2 separate regions of the Homo sapiens genome follow, and region 1 is linked to region 2. A link is a loop called in an ENCODE intact Hi-C map of the cell type or tissue named here. Cell type or tissue: mammary epithelial cell. All regions are shown on one strand. Links, peaks and the distances in the headings refer to the core of each region. The heading gives the core; the rest is flanking DNA.

What was found. A loop is a pair of places that touch in the nucleus more often than their neighbours do. Peaks named below come from ENCODE experiments on the same cell type or tissue, not always from the same donor. Only the 100,000 strongest peaks of a DNase experiment are listed, where the experiment ranks them.
Region 1: it touches region 2 in a loop (3-fold over the local background); 2 of 110 quality-filtered maps call a loop at or near these places.

What each region holds. Positions count from the first base shown.
Region 1 is chr9:31,270,218-31,275,607 of GRCh38, forward strand. No RefSeq gene overlaps it. Among named protein-coding and RNA genes, the nearest start is that of LINC01243, 110 kb to the right of the region's middle. RefSeq lists enhancers at 2,397-3,596, 4,596-5,390. In mammary epithelial cell, for the core only: no CTCF peak of the experiment used is centred there; a DNase peak (open chromatin) is centred at 2,874; H3K27ac peaks cover 1,171 bases.
Region 2 is chr9:31,137,329-31,142,718 of GRCh38, forward strand. No RefSeq gene overlaps it. Among named protein-coding and RNA genes, the nearest start is that of LINC01243, 240 kb to the right of the region's middle. In mammary epithelial cell, for the core only: a CTCF peak has its summit at 3,183; DNase peaks (open chromatin) are centred at 673 and 3,243; H3K27ac peaks cover 873 bases.

The sequences.
Region 1 (5,390 bases), core at 252-5,251, 130 kb after region 2:
AAAACTCAGAAAGTTAATATGGACTAGAACATAGGATTGAGAGTCATTGTTATATACGTAGTATTTGATTGGAAAAGAGAGAGGCCTGTTAACTCATTTGACCACATGGCTGATTAGAGGTACACTAACATTTGTGAATACCATTCTATTTAGCAAATATTTGGATAAAAAACCCTTGACTAGAAAGTAAGAAAGAGAACATGGATCTAACTGGCTTTATCAGCAGGCTAAATCCTGAGTTATGTTTTGATTAGACTATCTTTGTGTTTGGGATCAAGATAGTGAATTTGAGTCTTAAAAGCTGTGTGAATAAATTGTTGCCTTGTCATTTCACACTATTGAACAATACAAAGAAATAGAAACTGTTCATATGTCTTTTGGTGAACGAAATAAAAATCACATGGGACAATGGAGATAAAAAGGGTTTCTCTCACAGGTTTTTCTGTAACCTGTTTCAGACCATTGATACCCATCGTGATTTTCATCTCTATGTTCCTTTTGTATGTAACATCAATGTGTCACTTCTCTCCTCAAGAAATATCTATGCATCCTAAAAATCAAAACATATTCTACGAATGATTTTTCCTGTTTTGCTATTAAGTTGTTTAATATATTGCATTGAATATAATTCAAAAAATGAGTTTTACAAAGTAAATACAGACAAGCTCCAATCATGTTTTATTTTTCATTTTTTGGTCACATTTCTATCTATATGTGCTACCATTCTCATTTCCTTCCCCCAAAGCACACTAAGATTTTTTGTTGTTATTTACTTCAGAGTAGTAACATTATGTATTTGGAGATGGATATAGAAGAATAAAACACCAGAGAAAATTTTAAAATTTTATTTTGCTTGGAATTGGTATTTGCCCAGTATAACAACTCAACATATTAATACAGAGGCTAGGGTTTGAAGGTATTCCCCAAACAGCATGTGTTGGAAACCTAATTTCCAACGCAGTAGTGTTGAGAGGCGGGATCTATAAAGAGGTGCCTGGGTAATGGGGGGGTTGCCCTTTGAATAAATTAATGTCATTGTCATGGGAATGGGTTTCTTATTCTGAGAGTGAGTAGCTTTTTATAAAGGCAAGGTTGGCCTCCTCTTGCTTTTTCTCACGTGTGTTCTCTTATCCTTCCACCTTCCATTATGGGATAATGCAGCAAGAAGGCCTTCACAAGACACAGTTTCTCAATTTTGGACTTCCCAGTCTCCAAAATTATAAGCCAAATAATTTTATTTTCCTTAGAAATTATCCAGCTTGCAGTATTCTGTTATCAAAGCATAAAATGGACCAAAACAGAAAAATGGTACCAAGAAATTTGGTCATTGCTATAACAAATACCTGAAAATGTGGAAGCAGCTTTAGAACTGGGTACTGAGTAGGGGCTGGAAGAATTTAGAGGAGCAGGCTAGAAAAAGCTTAGATTGTAATGCATGGGGCATTAAGGATGACTGGTGAGGGCACAGAAGAAGAAACGGAATGTAAAGAAAGTCAGAAATTGCTTAGGGATTATTTGAGTAGTTGTGATCAGAATGTTGGTAGAAATATAAACAATAAATGTCATTCCGATGATGTCTTAGATGGAAATAAAGATAAAGATTTTGTAAAGTGAAATAAAGACCATGCTAGTTACATAGTTGCAGCGAACTTGGCAGAATTGTGTCCATGTCTTAGGGCTTTGTGAAAGCCAGAAGGTAAGAATGATGAATTAGGATACCTGGCAGAAGAAATATCTAAGAACCAAAGTATTCGAGGTTCCACATAACTTCTTTTGACAGCTTACAGTAAAATGAGAAAACAGATAGATGATTTGCAGACAGAATTTGTAATTAAAAGGGAAATAGAATCAAAACCCTTGAAAAACTCTCAGCCTGGTCATGTAAAGAATAAAAAGCCTCAGGAAATCGAGACCATCCTAGCTAACACGGTGAAACCCCGTCTCTACTAAAAATACAAAAATTAGCCCGGCATAGTGGCGGGCGCCTGTAGTCCCAGCTACTCGGGAGGCTGAGGCAGGAGAATGGCGTGAACCCGGGAGGCGGAGCTTGCAGTGAGCCGAGATTGCACCACTGCACTCCAGCCTGGGCGACAGAGTGAGACTCTGTCTCAAAGAAAAAAAAAAAAAAAAAAGAATAAAAAGTCATGATCAGGAAAGAATAGTAAGGGTGTGGCCAATGAACTGCTAAGGAGATTAAAATGGATAAAAGATAGCTTGGTCCTATTCATTAAAACAAAGAAAGAATAACCGTGAAGTCATTTCAGTAAATCTAGAACATTGAGGGCAAGGTTTCCAGAGAGGTGTCCACAGGAACTTAGAATTTGCTGCCCTGCACTGCCTTAGGACTCTGCTCCTAGAATTCTGGTGCAGTACTCCTTGGTCACTCAAGCTATGGTCTAGAGGTCTCAAACCACTACTCCAGAAGGTGTGGCTTGGACTACTGGTCTAGCAGGTACAATCTGTAAACCTTAGCAGTGTCATAATGGTGCTAATTCTGCAAGTACACAGAATGCAAGAGCTGTGGGCTAATGGTCGTCTCCACCTAGATTTCAAAGAATGTTTTTGAAGCCTTGGGGCCCAGGTGAGACTTGTCTCAGGGTTGAAGCCATCATAGAGATGCCTCACTAAAGTAATGCCCCACAGGATCACAAGAGCAAGATGTTAGATATGAGTCCTAAATTTCTTTTCAAAGAATCAGTATGTTCAATTCTTTGCCTTCTACTTTTAAATTTAACTTCCTCATAAAGCAACCTTTTTTGATTACCTGCTCCACCCTGACTCATTTCAATCACCAGCTCCACCCTGACTCATTCCAATCACCTGCTCCACCCTGACTCATTCCAATCATCTGCTCCACCCTGACTCATTCCAATCACCTGCTCCACCCTGACTCATTCCAATTACCTGCTCTATCATAACCACTCACCCTGTCACTCTCTTTAAATTAGCCAGTGGGAATCAGTTTAACCTGTGCGGTCTAACCCTAGCCAATAGGGGAACGACACAGCAGCAAGGGCCACATGTATCAAGGATAAGAACCCCTTCTCCCTTGTCCAAGTGTGTGCTCACCATTGCTCCATCTGTAAGGGGGCACCCTTCTATAGAAGTAACTTGCCTTGCTGAGGACTAAAAAGAAAATTTTATATTCGAGTGCTATTTCTTTTGTGGCACCAAAACTTTATTTATGACAATTACCACTGCAGAGTCCTCACAGCTAATACCTAGCAGGGCCATGGGAGTGGGGGATCCCCTGGCACCCCCAAACTGTAGGATCTCCAGCATACAACTCTAGCCTGGAAGAGCTGCAAACATAAGACTCCAGCCGTCCAGAGCTACTGGATAGACTGAGCCCAATGAAACCATAAGGGCAGGGCTGCCTGAAGCCTTAGTGGTCCAACCCCCACCCCAGTGTTCATGGAACCTGGAATATGGAGCCAAAGGAAATTATTCTCCAGCTTTAAACACTTACTATTGTTTTTCCTCTTGGATTTTGGACTTCCTTGGGAACAGCCACCCTTTTCTTCTTTCCTATTTCTCTCTTTTGTGATGTGATTGTCTTTCCTATGCCTGTTCCATCATTGTATTTTAGAAGTAATTTGTTTACTTTCGCAGGCATACAGCTGAAGAGAAATTTGCCGCAGATGAATTATGCCTTGTGTCTCACGTAAACATGATTTAGATGAGAATTTGAAATTTAGACTTTTGAGTTGGTGCTGGGACAAGTTAAGATTTGGGGGCTGTTGGGATGGAATAATAATTTTTTCACGAAAAAATATACATTAATACATCTATTTGGGGATGGAATGCTATAAGGTGTCTCCCGAAAGTTAAGTGTTGGCAACTTTATTCCCAATGCAACAGTTTTGAAAAGTGGGATCTTTAAGAGGTGATTAGGTCATGAGGGCTCTTCACTTATAAAAAAATTAATGTTGACATCTTGAGAGTGGGTTTATTACCGTGGAAGAGGGTTTGTTATCATGAGAGTGGATTTGTTATGAAGGCAAGTCTAGCCCCCTCTTTGTTTTGACTGCTCACATTCTCTTGCCTTTTACCTTCTGCCATGGGATGATGCAGCAAGAAGGTACTCACTAGATGTAACCCCTCAACCTTGGACTTTCTAGTTCCAGAACCATGAGTCAAATGGATTTATTTCCATTATAAATTAGCCAATATGTTGTATTCTGATACGGTAGCATTAAAAAGAATAAAACAACAGAAAATATTGTTTCTAGTTTAAAATGCTTTCCAATGACATTCCTTGAAGTCACGGGATTTTGTCATGGGAACTTAAAAGTTATCTCTATTGACACCAATGCAGATAAGATTTCAAAGAACTCCTTTCAAGTAGAAATTAAATCAATTGGAAGAACCTTATCTTTCAGTATGTTAAGATGTTTCAAAAGCCTTATAAATAATAAATAGGATGTTAATTTAAAATTTAAAATAATAAGTTTTTGTACAAACACAAAAACTGAAAATCTTTCAGTTTAATTCTTCTTTGAGAGAACTCAACTCAATCACTCACTGTGAGATTACTAAGATTACTACTTTGACTAATGGTTATTAAGGCAAAGGGAGCTATGAATTAGAAATGCCACATATACTTCAGTTCCAATGAAGGATATTAGAGAGAGGAAACATAACATTAATAGTATTTGTGGACAAATTGAGTTCTGCCTTTTATTTATTTTACTCATTTTGTATATATTTTTCTAACTGCTCATGTACTCTGTTATGTATTGTTGTTTGTGCAAAAAATAATTTAAAAATGTATTAGAACAAAAGAAAAATGCAAAAATAGCCATAGAGATAAGTGTAAGACTATGAAAAGATATTATATTACTAATATCTCAAATAAGTTGAGGCCAAATATCTATATATTGAGGACAAAAATACAATACTAGTGGTAATAAACAACTAGCCTGATTATAAAATAGATGATAAAAAGTCATTAGCCTAACTTCAGTTTTCAGAGCCAGGAATTTGAGTGATTGAGATGTAAGTCTCAAATTTCAAGGTTTATTGAGCCAGCTTGAGGGCACACCCTTAAAAAACAAGAATCACAGGTGGATCTGTGGGTTGGTTTTTGTTTTGTTTTGTTTTGTTTGTTTGTTTTCCCAAAGAGGTTCTCAGGATGTTTAGGTATTGCACATTTTCCTTAAAAAGGTGGGGAGTGGGGGAACAGCAGTGAGAGGAATTATTACACACCTGTGAGATGTTAATCAGTGCCCAGTAAATCTACACTTTAAATAAGATAAAGTGAACATTTGAAGAAAAAGGGAAGAAACAGGTGTCTTAGAGAGGAGCAAAGGAATGATTAATCTCGTCTTTGTTAAGTACCTGAGAAGACAAACTAGCAATCCACATTATCAACATGATCAGTGTGGAGT
Region 2 (5,390 bases), core at 77-5,076:
TTTTTTTCTTTATGTCCACCCATGGGTTTTCTGTGGCCAGGCCTGACCACAGCTCACCACAACTTCATACTCAATTTCTCTGCCCCAGCACATAGTTAGGCAATGTGTCATTGCACAGTAGGAATCCAAATCAAATAACTCTGAACAAAGTCTCTTGTGTAGGTGGATTCTATACTTGCTTTTGAACGTTAAAAAAGAAAAGGAAAAATATTGCTGAATGTGCCTCCTACCATTTTCTATAGCACTGACCTTCACACCTGACCCAGATGGAAATAAAACATCCCTTACCTTTTTTTTAAATGCTTTAGAACACTATGTGACTAAAGAGGAAGTTTTGTGAGAATTATTTTTGCCACAGTCCTTACAGTTGAGAATGGCCCGAGTTTTATTTTGAAATCATCAGAGGATTTAATCATTAAATAATTGTTTACTATGGGACTTGGTTAACAGTAGGGATAACTGAATGAAATGGTTAAGCAAAGAGCATATCTACACGGTTAAAACAGGACTATTTTTTTCTTTCCTTTTTTTCTTTTTCAATTTTTTTTTTCTAACCTTGCTCTGTCACCCAGGTTGGAGTGGAGTAGCACAATCATACCTCAGTCTCTCCCAGGCTAGAGTGCAGTGGCATGATCAGTGGCTCACTGCAGCCTCAACCTCACAGGCTCAAGTGATCTTCTTGCCTCAGGCTCCCAAGTAGCTAGCACTACAGTCATACACCACCAAGCCTGGCTACTTTTGTGTGTGTGTGTGTGTGTGTGTAGAGACAGGGTCTCAGTATATTATGCAGGCTAATCTTGAACTTCTGGGCTTAAGCAATCCACCCACTTTGGCCTCCCAGACTGCTGGAATTACAGGTGTGGGCCACCATGGCTGGCTATTTTTTTCTTACATTTTTTAATGACCTTTCCACCACAAATGAAATTTACACATTATGTTTGATATTTATTTTATTTAAGATGTCAGAGGATTAATATCTTAACATTTAATTTGGAAATATTATATATATAATATGTACATATATATTTGCATACCAAAGTACAAAAAATAAATTGTCTTCAAGTGGACTGTATTATCGACTTTAAATTTGATCAACTTTAAATAAATTATGGTCCACAAGTACTATCACATGACAATTTTCTGATTAGCTGAATACATATAGGACAGACATTAAAGGCTGTTAAAAATGCTATCAACCAACTTTGAAAGAGATCACTTCGTAATGTGAATTTAAAGTTTAAAATTTTAAGATGAATAAAACAATATCACTCCTAAAATAAAATAAGAAAACTCAGAAATTTGTTATAAGAATATCAAAATATCTTACAGAAATTAGGAAGAGAACCAGAGACACTCGGTCCTACTTGAGGGTGGAGGGTGAGAGAAGGGTGAGGATCAAAAAACTACCTATCAGGTATTATGTTTATTACCTGAGTGGTGAAATAATCTGTACACCAGCCTCCCAAGACATGCAATTTATCTATATAACAAACTTGTGCATGTACCCCTGAACCTATAAAATAAACGTTTTAAAAAAAAAGAAATTAAGGGAAGGAATGCAGACAGCTGGGCATGAGATGTAACTCTGAGTCTAATAAGAATTTGCTTTCTGTCTCTTGATGCCTTTTCTACATGCCTACTTCATTCTTCTCTCTTCATTACATTCTTTGTTTTTCCAAGACCACATAGCCAAAGAAATTTGACAGTTTCTGAATTACACCAATTACAAAAACACAAACAAACTGAAAGATAATTGGTTTGAGTTAGGAATAGGTTCCTGCTATGTCTAATCCACTGTGTAAGTGGATTAGAGGGTGGAAGTACACTATTTTTAATAAAAGAAAAGATAAAAGAAGTTCTTAGAGAAGTTAAGGCAGGTAGTGGTTATTGAAAAGGCAAAACAAGGTATATACACCATTTTATTATCATGGAGCTTCTTTCATGATCCCTTGCCTTGCTGTTCCCTCTTTAGTACTGTCTTCTAGGCAATCCATGGTCCCCAACCAAAAGCCTATCTTCTATATTTTTAAACAAAAAATAACTAGATCTGAAAATATCCATTTGTTTGATCTTGTGTGTTTCTTCTTTAGAAATCGTATTTTATTCAGGCAAGGTGTCCATGAAGATATTAAAACTTCACTGGTACGCCTCCATAGTCTTGACTCAGTGATTCTCATAATGCAAAGAACAGAATTATCTTTTTAAATAAAGCATTGCAAACACCTCCTAGATTTCATGGCTTAAATACCTGCTTAGTGAGGTCATCATTCAGATACAATCAATTTCATTTCAAACACAAGACAACTCTTTTACCCTAAGCAAATGCTTATGTGCATTTACATAGTCCCTTCTGGTGGCTATCATGGCTGCCTTGAATATCTTCTTTAAGGAAAATCCAGAATGTTCCTTTCCTATGTGAAGCCCCTTCATATATTTGAGTATTTTTAAAACATGGAGGTAATTTGCTTTTCAGGTTTGTAAATTTAACTCATTCGATATGTCTGTAATATGTGGATGTTGCTTTGGTGGAGGAACTGGGGTGATGTCTGAATGAATGGGAAGGAAATTCTAAAGGGATGATCAATATAGAGTCAGAAGGAAATCAAGTTGAATACATTAAAGTGTGTCAAGACTCAACCTTCTTATGCTACATTAAACACATTTACACAAGTAAAAATAAGTATTTTAGAACTTCCATTAAGACTCCATGAAGAACTAATGGAATGTTAAGCTAAAAATATCAAGGCTATTAAATCAAATGCACATGACACGAAGCCTGTTTGAAATAGTTGATACTATCAACATACGTAAATTCACTAATGCTAATTATTAAGTGTGTTCTAGACACCACTATATCCCCCAAAACTTAACATGTCCTCTGGTAAATAATAGATATTTAATAAAAATGTGAATGAATAAATAAGCAAACACGAGGTATAAGATACTTCATATAAATGTGAAGACGGAGAATAGTGACTTTGAAGATTCAATCATTATATCTAGAGACTTACTTGTAATTATGATTTTAGAATGAGCCTATTGAAGTGTAGTTTTCTGAGCTTAGAAGCAGAAACAATATAACTTATTTGACAAAGCAAATACATTTTTTCAGTGATTTTTTGGGGCACACAAGAATGACACAAGGATCATTTTAAACTAAGATATCAGTAACTACCTTTTGGCTCCCCCTAGGGTATGAACTAGAAATATAAAGTTACTTGGAGTACTTGTGCTGGGGAGAGACAAAATGTAGTAGTTGAGTCATGAATGAGTTAATTAAAGCCTGGGCCTCTACGATGAGCAAGAGTATGTAATGCTATTATAAAGGAAGTAATGTGCATGATGGTTTGAAATTTTCAACAATAAGGGATTTTTCAATGTGACTCTATTGGAAAGTTACTTATTCTCTCAACCATAGTAGCAATGGAGGGTGAAGATTCAGAGACAAAAAAAGCAGCTTTATAAGAAGCATAGAAAACGGAGTAGTGAGAAAGGCAGTGAAGTAATTCAAATCCCTGCACTCATTTAATTTTCAGTTCTTTTTATTATAATTATTATTTTAATTGACACATAATACCTGCATATGTTTATAGGGTACAGTGTGATAGTTCATGTATGCCACACGTAATGTCCAAATCCAAGTAATAAGCATATCTGTCACCACAAACATTTTTCTTAGTGTTGAGAACATTCAAAATCTTCTCTTCTAGCTATTTTTATTTCTAATTCTAACCAAAATTTTAAAAATAGTCCTTAACATAACTAAACAACTGAATCACTCTTAGAGTTTGAGGACCTGTTTATGTATTGTTTGCTAAATTCATTTATGTTTCTTCATTTAATCTTCATAACTACTCTGCTTGCCAGTTATTTATATCTACAGCAGCATAATTCAATTATGTTTTAACTCATACTCCTTTTTCCATTACTAAATACTGATTGAGAGCTTTGAAACCAGACCTCCTTCTTGAGAAATAGTCTTTTTTTCAGAATGTGTTGTTGGGATTTACAGTTGTCTTGACAAGGTACGGACCTCCATAAGGATAACTATAATTTCACAAATAGTTCTCTAATGGGTTATTAGGCACTTTCTAAGCTCATTTAGTCAAAAACTGTGTTTGTTGCTGTATTTGTGTTAGAAATAAATTTAATTACAGTTCAAAGAGTTTGTACAAAAAAGAAGAAAGCAAATTAAATGCCAGTTTAATTTTCATGGCCTCTAAGTTAGCTGGCTTTTTTTAAAAAATAATTTTGGTATGGTAGCTACGCAATATTCACAACTATTCTTACTAGGGCTCTTTATTGTCCTTTAATTTCTGTAGGACTTAAATTTTAATAAGACAAATATAAAAAATTATCTGTATTTTTTCTGTGGAAGATATAAATAATTTAAAACTTGCACGAGATTCAGGAAAATTTATGGAGATAGTAATGTGCATTAATTAATTGAATTGTAAGCTCTTAAGCTGCCTTTTCTCTTCTAAACTGCTCACTTTCATTGGTACTTCATTTGAAAATTGGTGCACATTCTAGTTCATATGAATTTGCTCATTTTCATTGGGACTTCATTTGAAAATTGACTATATTCAAGGTCCAAACTCTAGTTCATATGCATTTGGTTAAATCCATCAGCAAATTCTATTTTCTTGGTCACAGTGAAATGTGACTGTAGCCAGTTCAATCAGACTGAACATCAGAACTTTGTGTAGGAGTTCTAAGATCTACACGCAAATTCTTTTTTTTTTTTTTTTTTTGAGATGAAGTCCTGCTCTTGTCCCCCAGGCTGGAGTGCAATGACACGATCTTGGCTCACTGCAACCTCCGCCTCCCGGGTTCAACTGATTCTCCTGCCTCAGTCTCCCGAGTAGCTGGGATTACAGGCGCCTGCCACCATGCCTGGCTAATTTTTGTATTTTTAGTAGAGACGAGGTTTCACCATGTTGGCCAGGCTGGTCTCGAACTCCTGACCTCAGGTGATCTGCCTGCCTCCACCTCTCAAAGTGCTGGGATTACAGGCATGAGCCACCAAGCCTGGCCTCACACGAATTCTTTATTTACATGAACCATTACTTGCAAGCAAAGGCATTTAAACTGATTCAGAATTTGATAAACAAAGGGAAATAAAGATTGACAATAAGAGATCTTGAAATTTGAATAAAGTAAACTAAGGGGGTAGAACAAAGGGTAGTAAGGATTTTCCACACTCCCCAACTCCCAACGCTACCCTATACCCTTGCAAACTGAAACTGGAAATCCTTACTACATGTTAGTGAAACAGCTGTGAATCTGTAATCTATAGTACACCAAGATGCAGATCTTGCATCTACTCGGCCTGCAAAAGTAGTTGAAGCAGGAAAATGTCATAAAGTCTGTGTTAGCTAATCATGCAG